Linked DNA regions of Homo sapiens: region 2 is linked to region 1. The links are chromatin loops, found by intact Hi-C in ENCODE. Cell type or tissue: Caco-2. All regions are shown on one strand. Each heading gives the region's core, and the rest is flanking DNA. Links, peaks and the distances in the headings are about the cores only. Region 1 overlaps PTPN14 (protein tyrosine phosphatase non-receptor type 14). Region 2 overlaps PTPN14 (protein tyrosine phosphatase non-receptor type 14).

Region 1 (8,335 bases), core at 251-8,250:
TCAAACACACCTCTTCTGTAGAACCAGAGAATGGTCATAGGAATGCTGCGAATAATGTCACCACTTTCCCATTCCTCCCCAACTAGTAATGAGAATGTGGAAAACTCAGCTTAAAACTAAAGAAAAATCTTTCAATTTACATTATAGAACATTGAACAACTGCCGCTGCCTCTCCGTTAGCCCTACCTCTGCGAAGACCTTTATATTACACTCGAGGAGTCAGAAATACCATAGGAAGGCGACCCACAGTCAATCACCACATAGCCAGATAGGAAACCTTTTAGCCATGGTTGCATCCAAGCACATGGCAAGCACCGGGCAATGGGCAGCTGCCTCAAACACACCATTCCTGAGAACAGACTCAGCATCAGGTACTTCTGATGCATTATTCTCTCCTGATCTTACAGCAAAGCCCTGGAAGCCTGTGCTCTTCCTGTCGCACCAAAACTGCCTTCTGCCCTCAATCATTTTCCCGTAGCTGTCATGTCCAACTTGACGCAAGCAAATGGCAGGCACCCAGGAACGGGGCTCTTAGGACCACAATGTCCACAGAGGTGATGTCCCAGCCCCATCTCTGAATGACAAGAGTAGCACACCCATTAGCCATGAAATCGTACTAAGACACTTCCACCAAATTAAATTATTTCCAAGGCACCACCCTGCTAGGCCCTGGGGAAATGATGGTGAATGAGGCAAGGCACCAGCCTGAATGAGCTTAATCGAGGGGAGACCAATCCCAGGATAAGGGCTGGGTACAGAATGCTGGGGAATTTTCCTGCAGGAGGTAAGGTAACATACTGAATCTGCAGACAAGTAGGACTGGCTTGGACTAGGAAAAAGGAACTACCTTAGAGTAACAGGAAAGACTTGGTACTTACTGCATAAAGAGGGTGAAGGAAAATGAGTTTAGGTTGATCCAAACCCCCAGTGTGTTTAACTTCATCAGAGGTGACACCCTCACCAAGGTAGGGAATATAGGAGAAAAGATAGGTTTAAGGAAAAAGTAGATGAATTCTGTCTAAGAATTCTCTGTTTAAGATACTTGTGGCCAGTCTCATGGAAAGATCCTGACAAGCAGTTGAAATTTGGGGGCCCCCAACGAGAGGTCTGAGTTAAATATGAGTTCATTGTGGCGGTCATGTGAACAAACCCAGCTGTGAATACCCGCCAGGGAAAAAAAAAAAAGTGTGACAGGAGGACATGGGATCCAATGCTAGATGACACCTGACACCTACATTCAATGGGTGACCAGCAGGAGGAGAACCTTCAACAAACAGTGAAAGGGAACACCCAGGGAAGCAGGAGAAACATCTCGAGCAGGGGACTACCCGAGATGGTAACGCTTCAAGGAGAAGGATCTGGTCAATGTCCAATTCCAAAGGGAGGTCAGATAAGGACTGAAAAACATTCACCATGGCCAACAGGAGATGGCTGGTCCCTTCGGGGGGGTGGGGTGGTCAGTGCCCACACAGTGGTGGAGCTGCCAGCTGCGATGTAAGGAGCTGAGGACGGAATGGGAGATGCAGCAGCCTCAGAACTTTCTCAAGAGGCTTAGCTACAAAGAAAAGAGCTCAGCCTTTCATTACTTTTTCTTAATAGTTTGCAGCTGGGTGCAGTGTCTCACGCCTGTAACCCCAAAACTTTGAGAGGCCAAAGCTGGAGGATTGCTTGAATTCAGAAATTTGAGACATGCCTAGGCAACACAGCAAGACGTCACCTCTCCCAAAACTTTTTAAAATTAGCCGAGGTGGTGGCATGTGTCTGTAGTCCCAGCTACTGGGGAGGCTGAGGCAGGAGGATCACTTGAGTCTGGGAGTTTGAGGCTGCAGTAAGTTATGATTGTGCCACTGGACTCCTGCCTGGACAACAGAGTTAGACTTTGTCTCAAAAAAATCGAGTTTGTAATAAGCAGAAAATATTCCAACTCAGAGCGAATAGTCAGTTCAGCACAGATTTACAATGAACTCTCTCAGGGTAAACCTAAGCCCAGACACAGAGACAGAGAGACACTGGCCACGTAACCATGCATCCACTGCTTAGGCAGCAGTGAGATTACTATGAAGAAGGGAAGCCAAGGACAATTCCTTCGATTACTAAGGAAAGGAAACTAAGACTGATAACAAGTTAGGAATCATCAATAGCATTAATCGAAAAACTTCTCAGAACTGGGAAGAGCCAATTTCCGCTAGCTTTTTTCCTAAATATAAAAACTGGCCAGGCACGGTGGCTCACACCCTGTAACCTCAATGCTATGGGAGGCCACAGTGGGAGGATTGCTCGAGGTCAGGAATTCGAGACCAGATTGGGCAACACAGGAGGCCCCGTCTCTTAAATTTTTTTTTTTAAAATTTTTTAAATGAGCTGGGTGTTGGTGGCATGTGCCTATAATTCCAGCTACTCCCGAGGCTGAGACGGAAGGACCACCTGAGTTGCAGAGTTCAGGGCTGCAGTAAGTTGTGATGGTGCCACTGCACTCCAACCTGGAAGATAGAGATCCTGTGTCTAAAAGAAGAAAATAAATAAATAAATAAATATAAAAACTATTTCTAATGTTTACAGAATGTTTTTTAAGTAGGCAAGAATGCCAAAACCTTTAATTGGATGTGACAAACGGTAAAAGTGAAACTGTATCTTCGTGGTAGTGGGGTTCTGCCAGGTGGCCAATGCTCATTAACCAGGGATACAGGTGGCTCTCTCCCTGGAGTCAGCCATCACATAACTGACGCTGCACCCAGCACAAAACAGCCCCTGTGAGGGGAGGGAGACCTCGAATTTTTCTTTGCTCCCTTTATTTTCTTTCAAAAATCTTTTTCCAGTCCAGATGACTGGTCCTCATAAACAAGAATGTCTCGGTGGCATGTGCAGCATAACACACTAACATCTGCTAACAAGAGCGCGGGTTTTTTTTTTTTTCCATGTTTTGTACTGAGGAAAGGACCACTTTATATTGTCTCTACACAGCTGTGTTTAAGTTAAATGAAAATTCGATAGCAATCATTCTACTCGTCTCTAAAAGATGACAAACCATTCATGGATATCACCTGCTTTCTTTACCAAGAATGAGTCATAAAACTTCTGTGATATGCAAATGTTATTTGCAAAAGAAAAAAAAACTTCACAGTTCCACATACTTTAAAAAACAAACTATGAAAGGTATATGGTCTTAGTCAAAGGTAAGGAATGGTTAACCATTATTCATTCTGAGCAGTAGGTCTCATCAAAGATTAGGTGTATCTCTGGCATGTTGCAGGGATTAACCATTAACCCACTGGCTAACAATCTCCACTACCATGCCCCACCCCCATCCTTTTCAGCCCTCCATGTCTGCAAACCAGAAAGGCAGGAATGCCTCCTGTCTCTAAGGCTACAGATTTGATTAATCCTGCATCCATGCTCTATCAGTAAAGGACATCTCAGAAGTCAAGACACAGCATATATACCTTTTTATAATTAATCCTGAGTCAGTATAGCTCATCCTAGAAGAACACTTTCAAGACATATATAGAACACCTTTTAACAATGAAACTACAAATCAGCTGTCACAGAGTTAAATTTATTCTTCTCTAGGATTTGGGGACAGTAGACATGACCACTGTTTGCACCAAACTGATGTAATCAACTTTCTTTTGTTCCAGTCAATATCAATTACAGGCATATCTCGGAGACATTGTGGGTTTGGCTCCATACCACTGCGATAAAACGAATCTCACAATAAAGCAAGTCACACAAACTTTTTGCTTTCCCAGTGCATATAAAAGTTATGTTTGTTTTACACTATTAGTCTATAAAGTGTGCAAAAGCATCATGTCTAAAAAGCCAATGTTACCTTAATTTTAAAATGCTTTATTGTAGTCCCCACTACTCAGGAGGCTGAGGCGGAAGGATCCATTGAGCCCAGAAGTTCCAGGCTGCAGTGAGCTATGATTGAACCTGTCAATAGTCACAGCACACCAGCCTGCGCAACATAATGAGACTCTATCTCTAAGAAAAAAAAAAATACTGTATTGCTAAAAAAGGCTAAGGATCATCTAAGCCTTCAGCAAGTCCTAATGTTTTTGCTGGTGGAGGGTCTTGCCTTGATGTTGATGGCTGCTGATCAGCATGGTGGCTGCTGGAAGTTGGGTGGCTATGGCCATTTCTTAAAATAAAGACAATGAAGTTTGCCACATCAGTTGACTCTTCCTTTCATGAAAGATTTCTCTGGAGAACCCAATGCTGTTTGACAGCATTTTACCCACAGTAGAGTATCTTTCCAAATTGGAGTCAATCCTCTCACACTCTGCCACTGCTTTATCAACTAAGTATATGTTATATTCTAAATCCTTTCTTGTCGTTTTAACAATGTTCACAGCATCATCACCAGGAGTAGATTCCATCTCAGGAAACCACTTTTTTTGCTCATCCATAAAAAGTAACCCTCATCCTTTCAAGTTTTATCATGAGACCGCAGCAATTCAGTCCCATATTCAGGCTCCACTTCTAATTCTAGTTCTCTTGCTATTTCCACCACCTCTGCAGTTACTTCCTCTGCTAAAGTTTGAACCCCTCAAAATCATTCATGAGACTTGGAATCAATGTCTTCCAAACTCCTGTTATTATTATTTTAACCTCCTCTCGTGAATTGGGAATGTTGTTAATGGCACTGAGAATGGTAAATCCATTCCAGGTTTGCAATTTACTCTGCCCAGATCCATCACAGGAAACACTATCTACGGCAGCTATAGCCTTAAAAAATGTAGTTCTTAAATAATAAGACTTGAAAGTCGAAATTACTCCTTGATCCATGGGTTGCTGAATGGATGCTGTGTTAACAAGCATGAAAGCAACGTTCATCTTCTTATACATCTCCATCAGAACTCTTGGGTGACAAGATGCATTGTCAATGAGCAATAACATTTTGAAAGAAATTTTGTTAGAGCCGTAGGTCTCAACAGTGAGCTTAAAATATTCAGTAAACCATGCTGAAAACAGATGTGCTATCATCCAGGCTTTGTTGTTCCATTTACAGAGCACAGGTAGAGTAGATTTAGCATAATTCTTAAAGACTCTAGGATTTGGGGAATGATCAATGAGCACTTACTTCAACTTAAAGTCATCAGCTGCAATAGCCCCTAAGAAGAAAGTCAGCCTGTCCCTTGAAGTTTTGAAGCCAGGCACTGACTTCTCCCTAGCTATGAAATTTCTAGAAAAGGCTGTTTCATCCACATTGAAAATCTGTTATTTAGTGTAGCCACCTTCATCAGTGATCTTAGCTAGATCTTCTGGATAACTTGCTGCAGCTTCTACATCAGCACTTGCTGCTTAAACTTGCACTTTCATGTTATGGAAACAGCTTCTTTCCTTAAACTTCATCAGTCAACCTCTGCTAGCTCCAGCTTTTCTTCTGCAGCTTCCTCACCTCTCTCAGTCTTCACAGAATTGAAGAGAGTTAGGGCTTAGCTCGGGATTAGGCTTTGGCTTAAGGAAAGTTTGTGGTTGGTTCAATCTATCCAGACCACTCAATTTTTCTCCCTATTAGCAATAAGGCTGTTTTGCTGTTGCTGTTGCACATGTTATCATTCATGTGGTTCACTGGAGTGGCAATTTTTATTTCTTTCAAGAACTTTTCCTTTCAGTCACAACTTAGCAAACTGGCACAAGAGGATTATAAATCATGCTACTATAAAGACACATGCACATGTATGTTTATTGCAGCACTATTCACAATAGCAAAGACTTGGAACCAACCCAAATGTCCATCAATGATAGACTGGATTAAGAAAATGTGGCACATATACACCATGGAATACTATGCAGCCATAAAAAAGGATGAGTTCACGTCCTTTGTAGGGACATGGATGAAGCTGGAAACTATCATTCTGAGCAAACTATTGCAAGGACAGAAAACCAAACACCACATGTTCTCACTCGTAGGTGGGAATTGAACAATGTGAACACTTGGACACAGGGTGGGGAACATCACACACCGGGGCCTTTCAGGTAGCTTTCAGGCTATCTTGGCTTTCAATGTCTCCCTCACTAAATTTAATCATTTCTAGATGTTGCTGAGGTAACTGTAGGGTTCTTAATTGGCCTAATTTCAATATTGTTGTGTCTCAGGGAATAGGGAGGCGGGAGGAGAGGGAGAGATAAGGGAGGGAGTGGCTGGGCCATAGAACAGTCAAAACACACACAACTTTTATCAATTTAGTTTGCCATCTTATGTGGCACAGTTTGTGACACCCCAAAACAACTACAACATTAACATCAAAGATCCCTGATCACAGATCACTTTAACAGATATCAAGATAATGAAAGCGTCTGACATATTGTGAGAAATGCCAAAATGTGACACAGAGACTTGAAGTAAGCACGTGCCGTTGGAAAAACAGACTTGCTCAATGCATGGTTGTCACAAACCTTCCATCTATACAAGAAAACAGCAATACCTGTGAAACGCAATAAAATGGTGTATGCCTGTAATGACATTGCAATGAAATACAAAGATCACTTATTTACTTTTCCTATAGGTCCACTTTAGTTTTTCAATCCTTTCTGAATACACTAAACTCTGCCATTATCAGATGGTTCAGCTTTCTGAATAAAAACTCACACTCAGTTCTACTTCTCCTTCACCTGATTTGCCCTCCCAATCTCACCCCAAAAAGTTTAATCAGCTTCCATAGAGAAGTGCTCTCAGGAGGTAAGGCAATCCCTCTACTTTGGACACATAGCTAGAGACCATCTCCATATGTTTGGACTTGGTCTGGGCAGTTCTATGCCTTGGCTACCACACAGTAGGTCCTCTGTGAATGAATGATCTGTCCTCCAAGATCTGGCTTAAAGCCAGAGGCCAGAGTCCCCAGGTATAGTTATCAATTTGTTTTTTGTTTTGTTTTTTTTTTAAGAGATGAGGTCTTGCTCTGTCACCTAGGCTGAAGTGCAGTGGCACAATCACAACTCACTGCAGCCTCGAACTGCTGGGCTCAAGCAAGTCTCCCACCTCAGCTCCTGAGTATCCGTGACTACAGGCACACATGCCACCAGGCCAAACTAAGTCTTTGGTTTTTTTTTTTTATTTTTAAAACCACATCTCGCTGTGTTGCCCAAGCTGATCTCAAACTCCTGGTGTCAAGTGATCCTCCTGCTTTCCAAGTCACTAGGATTACAAGGCATAAGCCACTGCTAGTTGCTGATTCTTTAACAGCTTCTGAAGTTAGGCTGAATGGATAACCTTTTGCCTCTCTGTGCAAAAAAGCAATCACCTTGAGAAGACTTTCCCGTACTACAAAAGGTACTAATAAAAAATACGTTTTTATAACTCTTCAAAACTCACACTTAAATTGTGTGACTCAATTTAAAAACACAGACTACCAAATTGTAAAATACAAAAGCATCACTAATAAGCACATGAAAGATGCTTAGCAACACTAATCATCAGTAGAAATCAAAGCCACAGTGAGACAATGAGGTATCACCTCACAGGATGGCCCTTATCAAAAAAAAAAAAATAGAAAGAAAAGAAAATAACAAGTGTTGGCGAGGATGTGGGAAAAATTGGAACTCTTGTGCACTGTTGGTGGGAATACAGAATGGTGCAGCTGCTACAGAAAACAGTTCAGCAGTACCTTTAACAAATTAAAAACAGAATTCCCTTAGGATCTATGGATTCTCTTTCTGAGTATAGACCCAAAAGAATTTAAAACAGAGTCTTGAAGAGATATTTGCACACCCATGTCACAGCAGCATTATTCATGGCAGGCAAAAGGTGGAAGCAACCCAAGTGTCCATCAACACATGAATGGTTGGATAAACAACTTGTGGTCTATACATACAATGGAAGGAAATCCTGATACATGCTACAACATGGATGAACCTTGAGGATATTATGCTGAGTGGATTAAGTGTTCTGTCTTTTTTTAGATTCTATAATTCTCTGTTTGGCATCCATCACAGGGCCAGTTGCTATAAACTACATTGTATTATTTTCTGCCTTCTCGATGGTCTTAGATTTGTGGCCTTGCTGACTGGGGAAAGGCTGCATCTCCCAGGGCTAGTCAATTCTTAGAGGGCTAGTAAATTCTGAGGCCCCTGCCCCAGCACATCTTCCACAGGCAAACTCACCAACTCAGTGCCCACACCCCCAACCATCTCCTTTATCAAAAGCCAGTGTTCCATCTTGCCTTAAATCCACCCAGGGCCACCCACCAGACTGCTGTACCCCACAGCCTACCAGATTTACTCAAACTTGCCAGTCTTAGCTGCTCACCCTGTCCTACCTCACCTTTCCTAAGGAAAACAAAATAAGGGTTTGGCCTAGGCTGTCCCCTCACTCCTTCTGCCTCCTAACCAATCC
Region 2 (8,335 bases), core at 233-8,232, 140 kb before region 1:
AGGCACGCACCACCATGCCTGGCTAATTTTTTTTTTTTTTTGTATTTTTAGTAGAGACGGGGTTTCAGCATGGTGGTCAGGCTGGTCTCGAACTCCTGACCTCGTGATCCGCCTGCCTCGGCCTCCCAAAAGTGCTGGGATTATAAGCGTGAGCCACTGCGCCTGGCCGAGAACACCTATTTTGAGACAGAGTCTTGCTCTGTAGCCCAGGCTAGAGTGCAGTGGTGCGATCATAACTCATTGCAACATCAACCTCCTAGGCTCAAGCAATCCTCCCACTTCAGCCTCCTGAGTAGCTGGAACTACAGATGCACACCACCACACCCGGCTAACTTTTAAAATTTTGTGTAGAGACGAGGTCTTACTCTGTTGCCCAGGCTGGTCTCAAACTCCTGAGCTCAAGTAATCCTCCAGCCTTGGCCTCTAAAAGTCTTAGCATTATGGGCATGAGCCACTGTGCCTAGCCTTGAGTCTTAAATGAGAACATTTTGAGTATTAAATGAGATTGCCTATGTGTGAATTCTTTGAGAATATATACGATGATATATACTATCATTAATGAAAGGAAATTAATTCAGTGTCATGGGTACTTGAGCAGATCAGAGGCTGTCACAGTGTCCTCTCCCCTCACCTTCACCATGTCCATCCTCCTGGACTAGCCAGGACACATACGGCTGGAGCACCCCTGAGCTGTGGAGGCCATGGTGGCCTCAGCACATTCACTCTGCTCTGGGAGCTCTTAACCCAGGGCAAATGATGGCACCCAGGAAGTTTTCAAGGGCTAAGCAAGTGTTTAAAAGAAAATAATAAAAACTCAGCTGTATGCCTGACTTTGTAACCTTTGAACCTTAAAAAATAATTTAAGCTATTTCCAAGCCGTGTATAGGTATGACATGACACGTGCCATCAGTCACTCTTGTTCAACACCAACTAAGGAATGCATATCACAAACTTGCGACGTTGCCTGGGCTAGAGTGCAGTGGTGCAATCACAGTGGTGCAAAGGGACAAAGTCAAGTCCCTGCCTAATAAGAAAAGAAAAAAAAGGCATGTGAATCTTCGAACTATGAATCAAAATACAGAGCCTAGGTTATAAGCTTCTGACAGTAACAAGTAGGTCTCTGCCTAAATTATATTGCAAAGTGACCAGTATAAGATGTGACCTAGAGCCACCTAATAATGAACTTAATTTCATGTTTGATGAGGATTACTCTGCGGTTGGGCACTGAAGATAAAAGAATAGAGAGAATAAGGCTGTTCCCTCCCCTACCCACCAAAGGTTTTAGCCAGGAGGCAGGATCACACTGGTGTTCAGAGCACAGGCTCTGAGTAAGGCTTCATCTGCTGAATCTCAGCTCTACCACTTCTTGACTGTGGGAAGTGGGCACATTACTTCATTTACTTATGACTCAGTTTCTCTTCTGTTATGTGAGGATACTGATATGGTCTTGGCTCTGTGTCTCCACCCAAATCTCATGTTGACTGGAAATCCCCAGTGTTGGGGGAGGGACCTGGTGGGAGGTGATTGGAACATGGGGGCAGATTTCCCTCTTGCTGTTCTTGTGACAGTGAATTCTCATGAGATCCGGTTGTTTAAAAGTATGTTGCACTTCCCCCTTTGCTCTCTCTCTCTCCTGCTGCCATGTGAAGACGTGCTTAATTCCCCTTTATCCTTCCACCATGATTGTAAGTTTCCTGAGGCCTCCCAGCCATGCTTCCTGTACAGCCTGCAGAATTATGAGTCAACTAAACCTCTTTCCTTCATAAATTACCCAGTCTCAGGTAGTTCTTTATAGCAGTGTGAGAATGGACTAACACAGATACTAACAGGACTTAGCTCACAGTGTCACTGCAAAGGCTACTTGTGTTAATACTATCAGGCTCTTAGAATAGTGCGTATACATGGTAAACACTAGACACAAGTTAGCTGTTACGATATTATTTTCAATGTTGTCACCATCACCACCTCCTCCACCACCACATCCTCCTCCTCCTCCTCTACCATCATCCCCATCTCAATTACCTGTAGGACTGAGCCTAAATGACAGTATATTGTCTGATATGTTCAAGTCTGGGGATATGACAAAGAAAGTTCTCCTGGTCTTCAATGAAAGGGTCCCAGCTGGCTTAAAGATTCATTCACTCCCACAGGCTCTGCTCTTAACTGCCCCCAAGCCAAGGAAGCACAAAGCAGTTGACAATTGCTCAATCTTGTCTAGAAGACATTTTCTCCTCCTCACTTTATGAAGGAGGTATAACTTACTCAGAAAAGCAGCAAGATCAAGACATCTGCCCTTTGGCTACTGAGATCCTGACCTTTTGTAATTAGCTGTAGCTGGAACAGACAGCTACATCCAAGGGACTGAGTGTCCTGCAGACCATAAAACGAGTGCTTTCTGAAAAACTCTATGCACCTTAAAAAGTCTCAGCTAACACTCAGTGACCAAAAGCACTGGGCCACAGGGAGGCTTCCCAGAGCAGCCTGGGACAGCTGTCCCCACTCCCCACTGCACAGCTACCAACCTCATTGTAAGTGTCTGTGTTTCATTGTTTCTGCTCAACTTTTCTGTGTTTAGAATGAGACTGAGAGGGACAAGTCCAGGAAAAAGAAAGGCCATTTCATTGACAGAATTAAAACTGCATGAATTACAGACTAAAATATAAAGTATGCTAAATCCAGAAGCTGTGGAAAGAAGGCAGGGGAGTTTGGACAGGAGAAAAATGGTCCCACAATTTAATATATATTTGTTAAAATCTTTGCTTGAAACACAAAATAAACTAAACATGGTCTACTCTTCTCCTGAAATAGGGGCTTGGATCTTACTAGCCAGGCCTGAACAGTACCAGAACAAAAGGAGAGCATTTCTCCCCGCTAACCATCTACCAATAGCAACCATGGGAAATAGGACAGATAAGACTGGCTATATTTGTGCTAGGGGAAGAGAAGTGAAAAATATGAGTCATCTTGCTATCTTTGAATATCAATGGGAACAGAAGTTCTTTTTGGGTTGACCACGTCCCAGCAAAGAATGTTCTGGCATGCAGTTGGGCACTGAGGAAATCCGCTATGTTTGGACACACCATAGAGCATTTAACCACCCTGAGCCTTCACCAAGTCCACAGGAGGCCACACTGGCCGAATCCCTTACTCCAAACTGTTCCGGATTTGATATGCTTGTCTGTGCTCTGCCAGACCAGTAACATCTGGTGTTCAGTGAGCCCCCATGTCATTGCCTCACTGAGGCTCAGCCTTTGATGGGTCTCCAAAGAGCTCAGAACAGAATAGTCTTTCGTGTCAGACAAGACAGAATGGCTTCTTGAGTTGAAAAGGGGAAGTAGGGAGCGGAGCACAGGGAATGGGGAAAGAAGTGGAGTGGCCAGGCTTACGCCTGTAATCCCATCAACTCAGGAGACCGAGGTGGAAGGACTACTTGAGCCTAGGAGTTTGAGGCCAGCCTGGGCAACATAGCAAAACCCTGTCTCAAAAAAAAGAAAAAAAGAAAAGAAAACAAGGGGGGAATTTGGTGACAAAAGTGATATGAAGGGAAGGAAAGGACGATTAGGTGGGGAAGGTGATGATGAGGCCCTCAAGCCATGCACACACTGATTCTACCTCATCTTATTTTGTCTTCCTAGCAATGGATGGATTGAGACTCAGTGGCAGGTTACTCATTGTTCTAGAGATTTCTAGAGACCTCTAGTAGTGATGGGAATAGAGAGGCAAACAATAAAAAAATCCTATGTGGGGCAAAATGGTAAAAACTCAGAGGGCAATGACATTTCTGTTATGTAGTCTCAACTGATTCCATGATGAACATTTCGCTCAAGCTTTGTTTTATGTTTTTCTAACATTGGGCTACAGTTGGGATTGCCCCTTTTCCAATTTTTAGCAGCACAAACATTCATTCCCATGGACAGACTGGAAGATTCTCAAAATTATCTTTTCATGGGCAGAGAGTTTAATGTCTAAGCTTAGCATTCGTTGTTTTCCTGGATGATTCAATATGACAAACTTCATGTAGCAATATTTAATCTGATTTTCAAACGATTCATGCTATTGAATAAATAGGTATATTATCATATAAATTCCTCCACAGAGTTGCAACAAATCATTCTGTAATTTAAAAACTACCAAACCACAAGTTTCCTTTAATTTTTCAAGCCATATAATTTGAAAACTGAGTAAGAACCAAATCTTACTCAGCGTTTGGAGGCAGAGTGAAGACAGGAAATAACTCTGGACCCAGACACAGACCTTGCTTCTGGCTTCAGTACCACTGCGTAAGAGCCACATGGCACTAGACAAATCATGTAATTATTTCTGGGCCTCAGTTTCCTCTTCTGTGAAATAGGAAGAGTGACATGTTCATGGCTCCTCTACTTGGCTGATATGGCAGGCAAAAGCCCCTTAAAACTTCTAATGTCCCACGTAGCTAGAAGGTAGAACTATTCCTTAGCTTTTGACTGCTGTTTGTCTCACCTACACAAAATTGAAAGTCTCTCAGTGTAACTCCCTAATCCTACAGCAGCAAAGGAATGCCACGCACCTTGTGTGCACAGGCTCAGCAGCACCCCACTTCTGCAGGGAGAAGGGGTAGGGTGACCCGCTGATGCAAAGACGGGGATGTTTGCGTGCTCAAAGTATCTACTCTGCTCCGCTACACCACGCAACAACCAGACTAGACAAGCAAACAACCCCTCAAACCTCACTCTGAAGAATGAAAAACATTTTCCAAGTAGACACATTTTCACCTAGCATTTAGGCCAGAACACATCCTAGAAATGCAAGATGCATCGAAACTATATGGGGTCAAATAACTCACCATGGAAAATTACCCACAATAAAACCAGGCTATCTACAAAATGCCAAAGACTTCTGGAAGTAGATGCCGCCTAAGATCACATTTTCTAAGTGTTTTCTATTGCACACCCTCATTTCTCCTGTTTTATCTGGGTATCTACACGGAGCAGTGGGAGGGCAAAAAGATAAGGAGGGCTGTAAATGTCAGAGTCAAACTAGGAACCAGGAGCCTGGAAAACTCTGGTTGGGAGACAGGAAATTAACCACTGAAAATGCAAGGGTGCAGGCAAAGGTTTGGCCAGGGTGTAGACTTGTCCCCAAGGTGGAGTATCCGGAGAGAAGCCCAGAATGACTCACTTCGTTATGTTCCAAGCAGTAGATCATCAGCTCAGAAAGAATGAGCACGCCGGTCCTTCCCACCCCAGCACTACAGTGGACCACGATGGGCGGGTGCCGGTTCTTGGTGCCTTCCAGCATGCTGTTGGTATGGCGACGGACCGACTGGATCTCCTCCAAGTAGGCTGCAGGACAAAATGCAAATTCTGTCACCAAAGTCCTCCATGGCTTCGCATGTAAGTTGGGGAGGGGGGAGCGGAAGAGAACTGATGGTGAGTGTGTGTGTGTGTGTGTGTGTGTGTGTGTGTGTGTGTGTTTTAAGTGACAATAATTTATAGTTCTTACAAGACACTAATTATTTGGCTGGTACCCAATGTACAGTCCTGGATCCAGACAGGACCAGCTGGGAGTCAATTAGTTCGTGGGAGAATTTGTTCTTTAAATTAAATAGTACTTTTTTAAAAATTAAATTCTGTTTTCCCCTCTGCAAATCCCTAAGTCCCTCAAGCAGATGATTCTAGACATTACTTACAGCAATTCCTGCTATTAACAGACTGGGATCAGAACAACTGCTAAGTCCCCTTGAAACGCCCGCCTGTCAGAGCCAATTTCTGGTGGGGAGAGAGCATCCATCTGCCCCTTCTTCCTTCCCCTCACTGATGAGTGAATGTCAACTGAGGCTTGACTTCATTTTTGGGTTTTAAAGTAGACTTTGGGGAGTCTGCTTTTCAGCATGGATTCCACGGGGCTATGTGAGTAGCCCAAGATGAACCCCCATTCTGGAGGCAACATGTGTGTGAGGTGGAGGGGGTCATGATACCCCCCATGCCTTCTAGCATCTGCTTGGCTCAGCAGGGCTGTGCAGGGAGGGGTGCGTTCATGACTCCAATTAGGCACAAAAGAAAAATCACAGGATTCCAAGCCTTAATGACTTTTTCACAACCATGACAAAAGAGAAAAGTATGGAAATGTAATCCTCAGACACTCCAAAAACCCCCAAAATGTAATTAATAATTTAGATTTTGTAGTAGCTCAGGACAGAAACAGGTTTAAAGGTTCTTGATACTCAGTGAACCTCATCCTAAGGCAAAAGTGTAAACCAGACTATAGGGGAAATGTTTACATTGTTGAAGAGAAAAAAGTAGGTTTGAACCATTCAAATAATTTCAAAGCACCTGTTTACAGACATATATAAATAATCCATACTTTCCTTTATAAACTTATCTAATTACAAAATAATCTGAAGTGCTTTACCAAAAAACCAAACTATTATTATCACTACTACTACTACTACGATGATGATGACTAGTAGTAGTTATTAGTACTAGTCATAGCAGTACTACTAGTAGTAGTAATGTACAATGAGATAGGACAAAATAAAAAAGAAAGAAGGGCTGGGCTCAGTGGCTCATGCCTATAATCCCAGCACTTTAGGAGGCTGAGGTGGGCGGATCACCTGAGGTCAGGAGTTTGAGACCAGCCTGACCAAGATGATGAAACCCTGTCTCTACTAAAAATACAAAAATCAGTCGGATGTGGTGGCACGAGCCTGTAATCCCAGCTAGTAATTCCAGCTACTCAGGAGGCTGAGACAGGAGAATTGCTTAAAAACTGGAGGCGGAGGTTGCAGTGAGCCAAGATCCCGCCACTGCACCCCAGCCTGGGCACCAAGAGCAAAACTCCGCCTCAATTAAAAAAAGAAAAAGAAAAGGAGATGCCGTGAGATGCATAGAGGGAGTAGTTACTATTAGGTACCAATACAAGCTAGATATTGTGTGTGGAATCTTCTTTACAATTTTTCTGCGAGGGGGAAAAGACATTAGGCAACTGAGTATTCTATCTGACCAAAGGCAATATTTACATACAAGAGACAAAGCTTTACTTGAGCTAAATTTAAGAAGAAAAATAAAAGGAATGTTGGGTAATACGGTAGATGCCACTTTCAAATAGAGCTTTTCATGTAATGGAGAGAAGGTGGATTCAAAGGATGTTTCCTCTATCAGTCATACTAATAAAGTTCCTTACGCTGTAACTCAATAAAGACTTCTGGCGGGCAGTAAACAATTTGGCTCAGGTACTCTGCATCCAGGTAATCTAATTTAAACATGGGCAAAAATCTTTTAAAACCTAGGAGAAACAGATTCAACATTTCTAATGCCCTGCACAGAATACGTGTATTGACTTTCCTAAAAGCATAATACATACATTTACATTCTTTAAAAATACTATGTATTGGCCGGGCGCGGTGGCTCACGCTTGTAATCCCAGCACTTTGGGAGGCCGAGGCAGGCGGATCACGAGGTCAGGAGATGGAGACCCCGTCTCTACTAAAAATACAAAAAATTAGCCAGGCGTGGTGGTGGGCGCCTGTAGTCCCAGCTACTCGGAGAGGCTGAGGCAGGAGAATGGCGTGAACTCGGGAGGCGGAGTTTGCAGTGAGCCGAGATCTTGCCACTGTACTCCAGCCTGGGTGACAGAGTGAGACTCCATCTCAAAAAAAAAAAAAAAAATACTATGTCTTTTTTGGTAATTTAGACAGGCTTTCCTTAATTGGTTCTGATTTAAAAGACTATACTTTAAAGTGCCTTATAAGCTCACTCTTTCATCAGAGCTGTTAGCCAATCAACAAACTGATCTATTTATATTATTTCCCTTTTTTGCTTCTTGGAGAAAATTTTAATAAGTCAATTAGCACGTGATCAGGTGAAAGAAATACAATGAGCACTGTTAGGAGGAAAAGAAGTTCTGTAAAGGTCACTGCCCTTATTTCAAGCTACAGATAACAAGCCATTTGACTTCAGGCAAATCACGAGTCCTCTCTGGATCTTACTCTAGATTCTCTGACTCCAATCATCCTTCTACTCTCTGCTTTCAGTGCCAAACCCCTCAAGTACCATCGTCACTTTCAAGGAAATGAAATGCTTGTATTGCTGGATAAGTACACATCGGAATATTTATTGGAACTTGTAAATCAGTATTTTTAGGTCTTGAGAACCTGTTCTCTCCCTCTGTCATTCCCCTTTTCTCCCATTCTAAATGAATACCAAAATAAAATCAAGGTTTTGACATGATCCAACATCTGGATCATGGTCCCTCCATGGTGGTCACAGGTCTTCCACTAGCTGGAGAGTCAACAACAGAGCAGGCACAAGGCTACAGGGAGCATCTGGGGCTCCTTTCCAGGTGGGTGAGTAAAGAA

The links. A loop is a pair of places that touch in the nucleus more often than their neighbours do. Peaks named below come from ENCODE experiments on the same cell type or tissue, not always from the same donor. Only the 100,000 strongest peaks of a DNase experiment are listed, where the experiment ranks them.
Region 2: a loop joins it to region 1, with 7 times the contacts of the local background. A loop is called at or near these places in 3 of 110 quality-filtered maps.

What each region holds. Positions count from the first base shown.
Region 1 is chr1:214,504,010-214,512,344 of GRCh38, forward strand. All of the region lies in intron 1 of PTPN14 (protein tyrosine phosphatase non-receptor type 14), which reads right to left. Among named protein-coding and RNA genes, the nearest start is that of PTPN14, 43 kb to the right of the region's middle. RefSeq lists an enhancer at 995-1,972. In Caco-2, for the core only: a CTCF peak has its summit at 1,247; DNase peaks (open chromatin) are centred at 1,282, 2,734 and 3,302; H3K4me3 peaks cover 711 bases.
Region 2 is chr1:214,359,355-214,367,689 of GRCh38, forward strand. PTPN14 (protein tyrosine phosphatase non-receptor type 14) reads right to left here. Exons shown (of 19, transcript NM_005401.5): 18 at 5,158-5,321. Among named protein-coding and RNA genes, the nearest start is that of SMYD2, 82 kb to the left of the region's middle. In Caco-2, for the core only: no CTCF peak of the experiment used is centred there; a DNase peak (open chromatin) is centred at 5,067.